Linked DNA regions of Homo sapiens: region 2 is linked to region 1. Evidence: chromatin loops called from intact Hi-C (ENCODE). Cell type or tissue: heart right ventricle. All regions are shown on one strand. Links, peaks and the distances in the headings refer to the core of each region. The heading gives the core; the rest is flanking DNA.

Evidence for each region. A loop is a pair of places that touch in the nucleus more often than their neighbours do. Peaks named below come from ENCODE experiments on the same cell type or tissue, not always from the same donor. Only the 100,000 strongest peaks of a DNase experiment are listed, where the experiment ranks them.
Region 2: a loop joins it to region 1, with 4 times the contacts of the local background. A loop is called at or near these places in 5 of 110 quality-filtered maps.

The regions. Positions count from the first base shown.
Region 1 is chr18:11,385,722-11,391,105 of GRCh38, reverse strand. All of the region lies in intron 1 of LOC107985173 (a long non-coding RNA gene), which reads left to right. The region is part of intron 1 of LOC124904250 (a long non-coding RNA gene); the gene reads left to right. It overlaps LOC105371995 (a long non-coding RNA gene), which reads left to right. Exons shown (of 2, transcript NR_188006.1): 2 at 614-1,073. Among named protein-coding and RNA genes, the nearest start is that of LINC01928, 66 kb to the left of the region's middle. In heart right ventricle, for the core only: a CTCF peak has its summit at 3,035; a DNase peak (open chromatin) is centred at 3,015.
Region 2 is chr18:11,176,803-11,182,186 of GRCh38, reverse strand. No RefSeq gene overlaps it. Among named protein-coding and RNA genes, the nearest start is that of PIEZO2, 30 kb to the right of the region's middle. In heart right ventricle, for the core only: no CTCF peak of the experiment used is centred there; DNase peaks (open chromatin) are centred at 2,786 and 3,136.

The DNA of each region.
Region 1 (5,384 bases), core at 148-5,147:
GCTCTATCCTTTTATTATAGAATCAAATATGTTCATCTGTTTTGCTCCAAGTTCTTATCTGTGTCCTTCTAAATTTAGGGATATTCAGTTTTCAAAATTTACCCAATTTACTTCAGACCACACTACACTGTTCTCTCAAAAATGGAAGATGTGTGAAGGAATATGCTGATGAACATTTTCTCAGTAAGCCTACATGTATACCTAGGGAGAATCAAACTTACTCTAGACAAATTGGGATTATACATAGATATGAATATGTATTCATAATAATTATTCATAACCATTAATATATCACATTTTATTTGCGTTATCTCACTGAAAATTCCTATCAGTATATACAAGGACTGTCATACTTAAATCTATTTTTTAGATGAGAAAATAGGTGCTCTGAGAGGTTAAATAACTTTTCTTAAGGTTAATCAGTTAAGTGATGAAGCTGGAATTTGAATCCAATTATGTCTGACTGCCAAATTGATTCCTTTTTTGCTATGCCATGCTGCCTTTAATTCATAGTGATTGTTACTTCAAAATCAATCTTGCTGCAGTATATATGGACTGGACTAGCTCCGTCATGCTCTTTCAGCTTGCTATTTACCCGTATTACTTTCACTAGGTACTGTCTAGAAGGGGTCCAGTAGAACCAGAAGAGTTTTCTCAGAGAGGAAGCAACATTTTACAACTGAATCTACACTACATATACAGAAGAGTCCAAAGTTGGAAACCTAAGCAATCCAAGAAATCGCTGTCCCTACAGAAGTTAAACAATAGGATACTTTCTCTCCTGCTTTAATAAATGGTTGTTATCTTGCTCTGAAGATAATTGAAGCAGTGGACATCTCATATCCTTTTCTACTTATTGGGCTAGAGTCAGAGTCACCCTGACTCTGACTTATTTTTTAATTGATAAGCTCTTCAAGTCAGAGAGAACTTGGTGCAACTCCAGGCTCTCCTAATTATTTATGGAAATAAATAAATATGGACAAGTCCATTACTAAGTCTGTAAAATCGAGAAAATATGATAAACCATGCATGATTATATTGAGTATTTAATAAAGGATCTTTGGTACCAGGCACTTAGTAGGCTATGGCTGTTGCTATGTCACTCCCATGCTGTCTACTCTTAAAAGGACTCCTTAGGTAGAATTAATTAATTGTGGCTAATAATCTGGGTCAGATTATGGAAAGTGAAACGTCTGGAAGAAGGAGAAAATTGTGGTTGTCTCCAGTGAAATCTATTTTTTGTGACCTCCCCTTGCCAGAAGTACCAAGTGGTAGACACATATGTGTGACATTGTAAAACAGGCAATCAATTCATCTCTTGCTACATCTGATGCATAAAATCAAGTAGAAGCACATAGACCTAAGCACAGATTTAGGGTTGATAAAAAAAAAAAGGCACTTTTATTGAAGTGATTTATGGGCCTTTTGGATAGGAAATGTTAAAGAAAGGGGCAGCTTAAGTCATTTTAATTATTTATGATTTTATTGTACCAGCGGAAGTCTCCGGTTCGCTCTAACTTGGAGATGCTTCTACTAATGCTGAAGGAAAAAATCTCGTGATAATGGAAGACTCAATTCTTGTGTTGTTAACTGAAAACATTACTCACGCTCATCAAAGTAGTTCACGGAAGTCATTTAATGTGGTTGTCTTTTCAGTTGAAAGTATGCTGACTCTGTTGATGGTTTCTGCTAATGCATAGGACACAAATAGCAGGCATGTCTTCATTTGTGAGTCTTTGTCATTATCTGCATTGATGGTTTTCTTAAATTTTAATTTTCCCATTTAGTAGATAAATATTTAGCACTGAACCCCAATACTGTCCCTGGCACTAAAAAGACTTCCTCCATGGAACTCTAATAGACCTCAAAGGTAAGAGCTGCAGCCCCACTAGCTCAGGGTTCAATTAAATAGGTAATCAATCAGAAAGGAATGACTTTGTTCCAGACAGGGATGCTCACACTTGGGTTAATCATAAGAATGAAGATGCCTCTGCGTTCCACACTTTCCTCATCAGCCACACAGGCATAATTATCCTGGTGCTGCCGGCTTTACAAGCAATTTGCGGGAATCAAATGAGTTAATGCACTTGTGATTTCTCTGAGAAGCGGAAGCATCTGAAAGAATGTCATTAATTTTCCTGTCTGGATTTCACTCTTCTCACTTGTTATCAGTTCCCTTGGCTGTGTGGTCCTCAGCACAGACATGCATATGCATATGTGTTTTTGCATGTGAGAAGGTGAGAAAAAAAGGAAGTGATGGGAAGAGGGACCAAGATTTAGGACCTGCAATACTGTACTTAAGAGAGGGACCAAGATTTAGGACCTGCAATACTGTACTTAAACTAATAATAGTTCTTTAACACAAAGGATTTCTTTTGCACACTTCCACTTAGTTTGGTTCTTCTTATCAAGTTGGACAGATGTTTTTCAATGTCTGGGAGGAAGAGTAAGTGGCCTTATAAATGTGGAAGTCTTTGCTGGCCTGGGAATACTCAAGCCAGCTCTATGCAGTAGTTGTAGCCTCCTTTCTTCATTCTTTCTACCAGCTTATGGTTTTTCCTTTCAGTTCTAGCTCATCAGCTTTCAGGTGCATATAATGAATATTTACGACTATTACTACCATTACTGTCAGGGAACCTATATGCTTTATAATTGTGATGACTGCAATTATTAATGAGATAATACCTTGGCTGATGATGATAAACAAAATTTGGTTTTAATCTAAGGGCATTCTAACGCTTTCAAGTCAGGCACAGGTGTAGTGGAAAGAACCCCTGACCTGGAGTAGGTCACCTGGCTCTGTCCCGGTTGTGCCAGTAATTAGATATGTATTCTTGGACGCTCTTTTAACTTCTGTGGGCCTCCAATGTCCCATCTCTAAGATGAAAATGATTTTTACAGCTCTGAAAATTCAGTGAAGCTGTGGAAATGCTATGATTCTATGTAGAGTACGTCAAAACAGTTCATGTTAGTGCCTCCAGGATTCCCAGCCCAAACTGGCAAGTGGCCAGATGTGTCAGCAGTTCCTTTCTGTCCCGCTTGGTGGCTGTTGTGCCCTTGTGTTGTCCAAGGTACCATCGTCTGATCACTGCCTTAGCTGCCCAGGAATCCTGTCCTCCTCTTCCTGCAAACTGCACTGGCTTGTAGATCACACCCTTTCTCTGTGTCTCACCCTGACTCTGTGCCTAGTCCTGTGTTGTGTGCTCTTGGGGCCTCTTTGTTAAGGCAATTCTCTTTGAAATTCAAACCAAAGCATCATTGCTTCAGTTTTTCTTTTTTAAAAAAGGACTTTGCATTTTAAGTCTTTAGATTATCAGACCCAAAGAGTGACTAATGCGAATAATGAAATTTCAGAGATGAGCCTGGGTTAGGGGCAGTAGAAGTGGTGTGGATGACTCTGGATACCATTGAGTGGCACCATGCAGGTTACTGATTGGGTATTTGATAAAAGGTAGAGCTGTGTCAGTCAATGGATCTCCAGTTGAGAAAACGTAGGGAAAAATGGTCATCGTAAAATTGAAATTATATCAGATATAGGCAGAAAAATATACCTTAAGGGAAATAAAAATTTCTTCCCATATGTATTTTTTTACTTTTTAGACTTTCCTGTTTCTAGGAAGATTACTTTGTGAGTTGCATCTTTCGGGATCACTATAAGCAACCTAATGAAATAGGAAAGACAGCCCAAAGGGAGAAGTGACTGTTTACACATGCTGTGGTACACATGAATCTCCATGTACTCACATAGAGTGTAAGGAGCCAGACCAAAATATCTATATAAAACATAACGTGTGTCAGAAACGTACCCAATTCTAGAAAATACAATTCTATCGTGTCGGAAAGCAGATCTGTAGTTGCCTGGGAGAAAAAAGGGTGGGCATTACAAAGGTGGGCATGAGAATATTAGGACAGGTGATGGATGTGTGGTATTCATGATTTGATTGTAAATTTCCTGGTGCACACAATTCAGTACTCATTAAATGTACGATTATTTTAGTTTTTCCTCCCACCCCCATCCCCAGGCAACTACATATCCGCGTACCACAGCATGTGTAAATTGTTGCGCTTATGGCTGTGTAGTTTTCCCTTGCGTGAGGATACAACAATTTGCTTATCCATCTGTTGATGGACATTGTATTAGTTTTTTAGCAAAACTAACAAAATGTCACCGAGTGCTTTAAAAAACAGACGTTTATTTTTCACAGTTCGAGAGGCTAGAAGTCTGAGATTAGCAGGTGTTGGCAGGTTTGGTTTCTCCCGAGGCCGCTCTCCTCGGCTTTCAGACGTCTTTGCATGGTCTTTTCTCTGTGTGTGCATCGCTGATGTCTCTTCGTGTATCCAAATGTCCTCTTCTGGAGGAGGAACCAGCCTAATAGCTTCATTTTAACTTAATCACCCTTTTAAAGGCCCTATTTCCAAATAGGCACATTCTGAGGGATTGGGGTCCAGAGCTTCAATATACACACTTTGGGTAGATACAGTTCAGCCCTTGACAGACATTTGGGTTGTTTCCAGTGTTTGCTTATTACAAATAAAGTTTCTATAATTATATCTGTAAAAGTGTATATGTGGACATATGCTTACATTCCTCTTGCATAAGTATCTAGGAGTGAAATTGCTGCATCTAATGGTAGTTTGTTTATTTATTTATTTGAGACAGAGTCTTGCTCTTGTTGCCCAGGCTGGAGTGCAGTGGCTCTATCTCAGCTCACTGCAACCCCTGCCCCCTGTCCAAGCAATTCTCCTGCCTCAGCCTCCTGAGTATTTGGGATTATAAGTGCCTGCCACCGCACCCGGCTAATATTTGTATTTTTAGTAGAGATGGCGGTCTCACCAGGTTGGCCAGGCTGGTCTCGAACTCCTGACCTCAAGTGATCCACCCACCTCAGCCTCCCAAAGTGCTGGGATTACAGGCATGAGCCACCATGCCCAGCCAGTTTATGTTTTATTTTTATAAAACTGTCAAACCTTTTCAAAACAGTCCTTCCATTTTTGATTTTCATCAACACTGTGTGACCATTCCAGTTATCTTGACAACATTTGGCATTATCGGCCTTTAAAAATGTTAGACCTCCTGGTGTAGTGGTCCCTTCTTTATAGTTCTGCTGTGCACATCTGTGATAACTAATGATGTTGAGCATCTTTGTACATGTTGTGTGCCATATTTATATAATATTTTGATTAAGTATCTGCTAAAATATATATTTTTAATTGGATTTTACCATTTAAAAAGTTATTTGTATATTCTTTGTGTATTCCCAGATAGAAGTACTTAGTCATACTTAGCATATATTTCCCACAGTGTGTGGCTTACCTTTTCATTTTCTAAAGTGTCTTTTGAAGAGAAAGTTTTTTTAGTCTTGATGAAATTTATCAGTCCTTTT
Region 2 (5,384 bases), core at 254-5,253, 210 kb after region 1:
TGTCATCAATTATACCATTGATTTATTCATGTATTTTCATACATTTTACTAATCTAAATGTATAGTATGGTCAAGGGTGTGTACTGATGGCCAAAAGAAAGTCTAACATGAGCAAGAGGCATTAGAAATATCATTTGACCCAGCAATCCCATTACTGGATATATACCCAAAGGATTATAAATCATGCTCCTATAAAGACACATGCACATGTATGTTTATTGCAGCACTATTTGCAATAGCAAAGACTTGGAACCAACCCAAATGCCCATCAATGATAGACTGGATAAAGAAAATGTGGCACATATACACCATGGAATACTATGCAGCCATAAAAAAGGATGAGTTCATGTCCTTTGCAGGGACATGGATGAAGCTGGAAACCGTCATTCTCAGCAAACTAACACAGGAAGAGAAAACCAAACACTGCATGTTCTCACTCATAAGTGGGAGGTGAACAATGAGAACAAGTGGACACAGGGAGAGGAACATCACACACCAGGGCCTGTTGGGGGTTGGGGGGCAAGGGGAAGGATAGCATTAGGAGAAATACCTAATGTAGATGATGGGTTGAAGAATGCAGCAAACCACCATCGCACATGTATACATATGTAACAAACATGCACGTTCTGCACATGTATCCTAGAACTTAAAGTATAATTAAAAAAAAAGAAAATAGAAAAAAATAGATAAACAAATACAAATAATTAATTCCTTAGTGCAGTGAGGGAAAAGCACATTCACTTCTCATCTGTGAATCAATCTTTCAGCTGAATATTTATTGGTGTCATGCCAGGAGGAGAATGAAATGGGATGGGATGGAGACAGAAATGTCTCTGCTTCTCATCATTGCCCAGCCCCTGTGGCTTCCTGTCCCGTTCCCAGCTCTAAGCCCACAACCCCATGAAGCCCCCAGATTTGCCGCTATTCTTACTGGCTGGAGGCCCCACAGGGCAAGAGAAGTCATCACCAGAAGGAGACTTTTGGAAGGTTCATCGCTTGGCACAAATTGGTCACCTAGGCTCAGTTACTATGCAATGAACAGAGGAGGTGTGTGGGTTACATTTTTCTCCCTAATATCCTAAACTGTAACCTGGTCTTTGTAATAGAAAGATTGTTCTAAATGGTGTTTGGATTCAAAAGTACTGTAATTTAGTTGTATAATAGATTAAATCATGCTGAATGAATTGGCCTAATTACTGATCTAATGGTAACCCACCTCTTTTTATTCTGGATTTAAAGCAAAAATAACAGAAATATCATTAAACTCTTGGAACACACAGCATTCTGCTAATTCGACTTCTTCTGTTAGATGCTTGAGATGGATTTTTCTCAAGAAGAATATCACTACTGACAGAATATATCTTCGTAAAATGAATGGATTTATTGCTGTGTCCCATAGGCTGACTCTTAAAAATCACTAAAGACCTTTCTCATCTTATTTGTCTTTTAAAGCAAAGCATATATTATGAATGCATATAAATTTAATAATATCCTTGTTAAGTTACTCCTATATTTTGATATGAACGATTCGGTGAAATTGACAAAGATCAAGTTCCTTGAAAATGAGTTTGTTTTTCTAAAACTGAGCAAGTCTGGACGAAATATGAACCAAATATGATCTTTAGAACATTTGATTGACTTTATTTTCTGAGTCAAATGTAAAGTAAACTCAAAGAGGAATGAGGGCTTCAGAGTTTACTGCTATTGACTCTGCCAGGCTCAACAAAGAAGGCCTGTGAGCCCATGGAGGGGCCTGAGAGCCGTCCCCACGCACCCCAGCCCAGCATTCATAATAATGACTTATGCACTCTGAGATGCTGTGCCCTAAACACACCAGAAAGCTGCTGAGTGTTTGACAGGTCCATAAATCATCATGCCCAGGCGGTTTTGCACCCTGTGGAGTCACTGGCCCTGGGGTTTAAGCCCTGGGTTTCATTGCCTGCTTTAGAGGGCGAAGCCAGAAAATCTCCTTTGGATGTAGCTGTAACTTTCTTGTTCATGAAGCCTACTGCAATCTCATGCCAACCTGGTTTTTCCTGTGGCTCTCTTGGACACTCGTTCCTTAAGCCATAGGTGTTGTGGCATGAAGATTTTATTCTATAGGTAACGCAGTCCTTCTGTCCTTGCAACTATGAGCTTTAAGGAGAGAAATGAGGTTTCCAGATGAAAAAGAATGCAGAATGACCAGTTCCTACAAAAGGGCAGTATCTTTTCCTTTTATTTATTTATTTATTTTATTTTTATTTTTATTTTTATTTTTATTTTTAGGGACAAGCTCTCTCTGTCACCCAGGCTGGAGTGCAGTGACATGATTATGGCTCACTGCAGCGTCAACCTCCTGGGCTCAGGCAATCCACCCACCTCAGCCTCCTGAGTGGCTGGGACCACAGGTACACACCACCATGCCTAGCCCATTTTTGTATTTTTTGTAGAGATAGGGTCTCCCTGTGTTGCCCAGGCTGATCTCAAACTCCTGGGCTCAAGTGAGCCTCCCACCTCAGCTTCCCAAAGAATAAGGATTACAGGCGTGAGCTACTGCACCCACCCTATTTTATTTATATTTAATTTACAAAGCTCTACATGGTACCCCTTAGGTCCTGGCATTAGTAAGGCCCCACAAAGGGTCATGTGGACCATTCCCTGGGTAGTCCCCTATAAGTCCTCACCTTCCACACTCCCACTGCAGTCATCTGTGACAGCTGCCACATGGCTTCTCCTGTCTGCACCAAGCAGAGGTGGCAATGTTGGAGAAATGCCCACCTCGACGTCAGTTGGCTCCACTGTAAAACCACGTCTCTGACTTCAGTTGGTACGTAGCTGTGGGCGTTCATGCCGTCACTAACCCCAAAGGAGAACTCTAAATGGTGACTGTAAAGCCTCCTGGGATTCCTGTGAGCTGGACGGGGTGCTTTTACATGGCCTCACTGTCCTGAGGCAGCAAGTTAGTTGTGAAAGGGCACCAGGCCCCAGAGCCACAAGAAAGGCTGCATTGAACCACGTGTGTATTTTCTTATCTCTGCCGAGCGCCAGTGTAACCAAAACTTGTCTGTTTCTCACATTACAAAATCCTAAATAAGCATTCTATCAGGCCCCTTAAATTAGAAACCTCATCAACAAGACGTTCAGCCAGCAACCTTGCCATTGCGTAACAAGGATGGCTAGCCACCCACACCCTCCCGCTCCATGGAACCTAGACTCAGCCAGCTGTGGGTTGTGCTGGGCAGAAATCGTTGTGTCGGTTACTCTTGCTGTTTGATTTATTCTCCTGGTTGATTTAAGTCAGAGAAAACTGTGACAAAGTGACAAGGAATAACACAATCAAAGGACCTGGATGCAAAAACTGCTGGACCACTTATGTCTTCAGGGATTTTCTGCAGCAGTGAATGACATGGGCTTGGCAATTCCCCTTGGGCCCTTGGGGCCACTGGCAAACTCCCTGATGAGAAGAATCACAGAATCAAAATACAATACATATGTTAATTCTTCAAAACATTATCTGATCATGTTACTTTATTTACGTATGGAGCTTTTTTTGAGTCCTCTGCAATCAACCTCTCCACTTCTTCACTGAAATGCGATCATCCTTAATTCTTCTCTGTTCCTTACCCCCACATTCATTCATCTTTCTTTCCAATTTTAACTAGGATCTTTTTCATATTCTGTCTCCAGGATCAGTACCATTCCAGACTGTTGCTAGAAAAAGTATTCTGGGGCCGGGCGCGGTGGCTCAGGCCTGTAATCCCAGCACTTTGGGAGGCCGAGGCGGGCAGATCACGAGGTCAGGAGATAGAGACCATCCTGGCTAACACGGTGAAACCCCGTCTCTACTGAAATGCAAAAAAATTAGCCGGGCGTGGTGGCGGGCCCCTGTAGTCCCAGCTACTCGGGAGGCTGAGGCAGGAGAATGGCTTGAACTCGGGAGGCGGAGCTTGCAGTGAGCCGAGATCACGCCACTGCACTCCAGCCTGGGTGACAGAGCAAGACACCAGAAAAAGAAAGAAAGAAAGAGAGAGAGAGAGAGAGAGAGAGAGAGAGAGAGAGAAAGTAATCTGAATCGCAAATCTGATGAGGTTCCGCCTCTCTGCGACCCCCTTTAGGGCACCTCCATCCAGCAGAGGAGCCGGACTCTCCCACTTCGGCTCCTGGACTTCTTACCCCGGCCTTCCTGAGGGCAGCCTGACCTCAGTCAGAACCACCTTGTGTCCCCATCGGAGTCTTTCCTGTCTTTGCAGATAATGAAGGTCAGCCAGATTCTCCCACTCTCCTTGTCTCTCACAACTCAGATTAAACCTTCTCATCCCTCTCTCCCTCCTCATAACTATTAGCACTGATCTCCACCACAGCCAGGCAGAAATCAGGGCGAAACGTGTCATAGCTCTTGGCCATTTGGTCACCTGTGCCTTCTCTCTGCTAATCCAGCCCCTTGAGGACAGGATGGGCCAGGTCTATGGCACCCGAGAGACGGGGTTCTGCTGTTCTCTGGGCTTGATCGTGGTCATCTGTCTGACCTCTTCCTCTTTGAATAACCTCCTCTGTCAGCCAGAGATGAAGTCACCTGTCTTGCAGAGTTACTGTTAGGATTAAATGAAACAGTGTAAACATGTTTCTAACATAGTGCCTGCAAAGCAGGAAGTGCTCACAATGATTTCTGTGTTAATGTCCTTATTCCAACAGACTACCTGACAAGTCCTCCATTTAACATTTATTCAGTCAGCAGCTATATATTGAGTGCCTGCTATGTGCCAAACACCCTACTATGTTCTGGGTACACAGAGTTGAAAAAGACACAGCCCTGGGAGGCCAAGGCGGGCAGATCATGAGGTCAGGAGATCGGGACCATCCTGGCTAACACGGTGAAACCCCGTCTCTACTATACAAAAACTTAGCCGGGCATGGTGGCGGGTGCCCGTGGTCCCAGCTACTCAGGAGGCTGAGGCAGGAGAATGGCATGAACCCAGGAGGCGGAGCTTGCAGTGAGCTGAGATCGCGCCACTGCACTCCAGCCTGGGAGACAGAGCAAGACTCCGTCTCAAAAAAAAAAAAAGAAAAAGAAAAAAGAAAAAGACACAGCCCTTTTCCATCAAGGAGTGCAGAATTTCCTTGTGGTGACAGTGAGGAAAGAGGCACTCAGCATTGGGAGTGATAAGTTCCATGATAAAGATCATAATGCAATGTTTTCTGAACACTGTGCATATGACTGATGTTTTAATCAAAAGAGCAGGAGAGGAGGAAGGAGGCAGGTTGCTTGTGGCTTTGTGGCGTTGCTAACTTGGTATCTTTTCAGTTTCTTCTTGGGGGCAGTCCAGTGTTTCTGTTTTCCAGGGTATAATGCCTATTTGATGCTTCCAAGGGGAATTGCCTGACCCGGACACTCGAGGTTATTT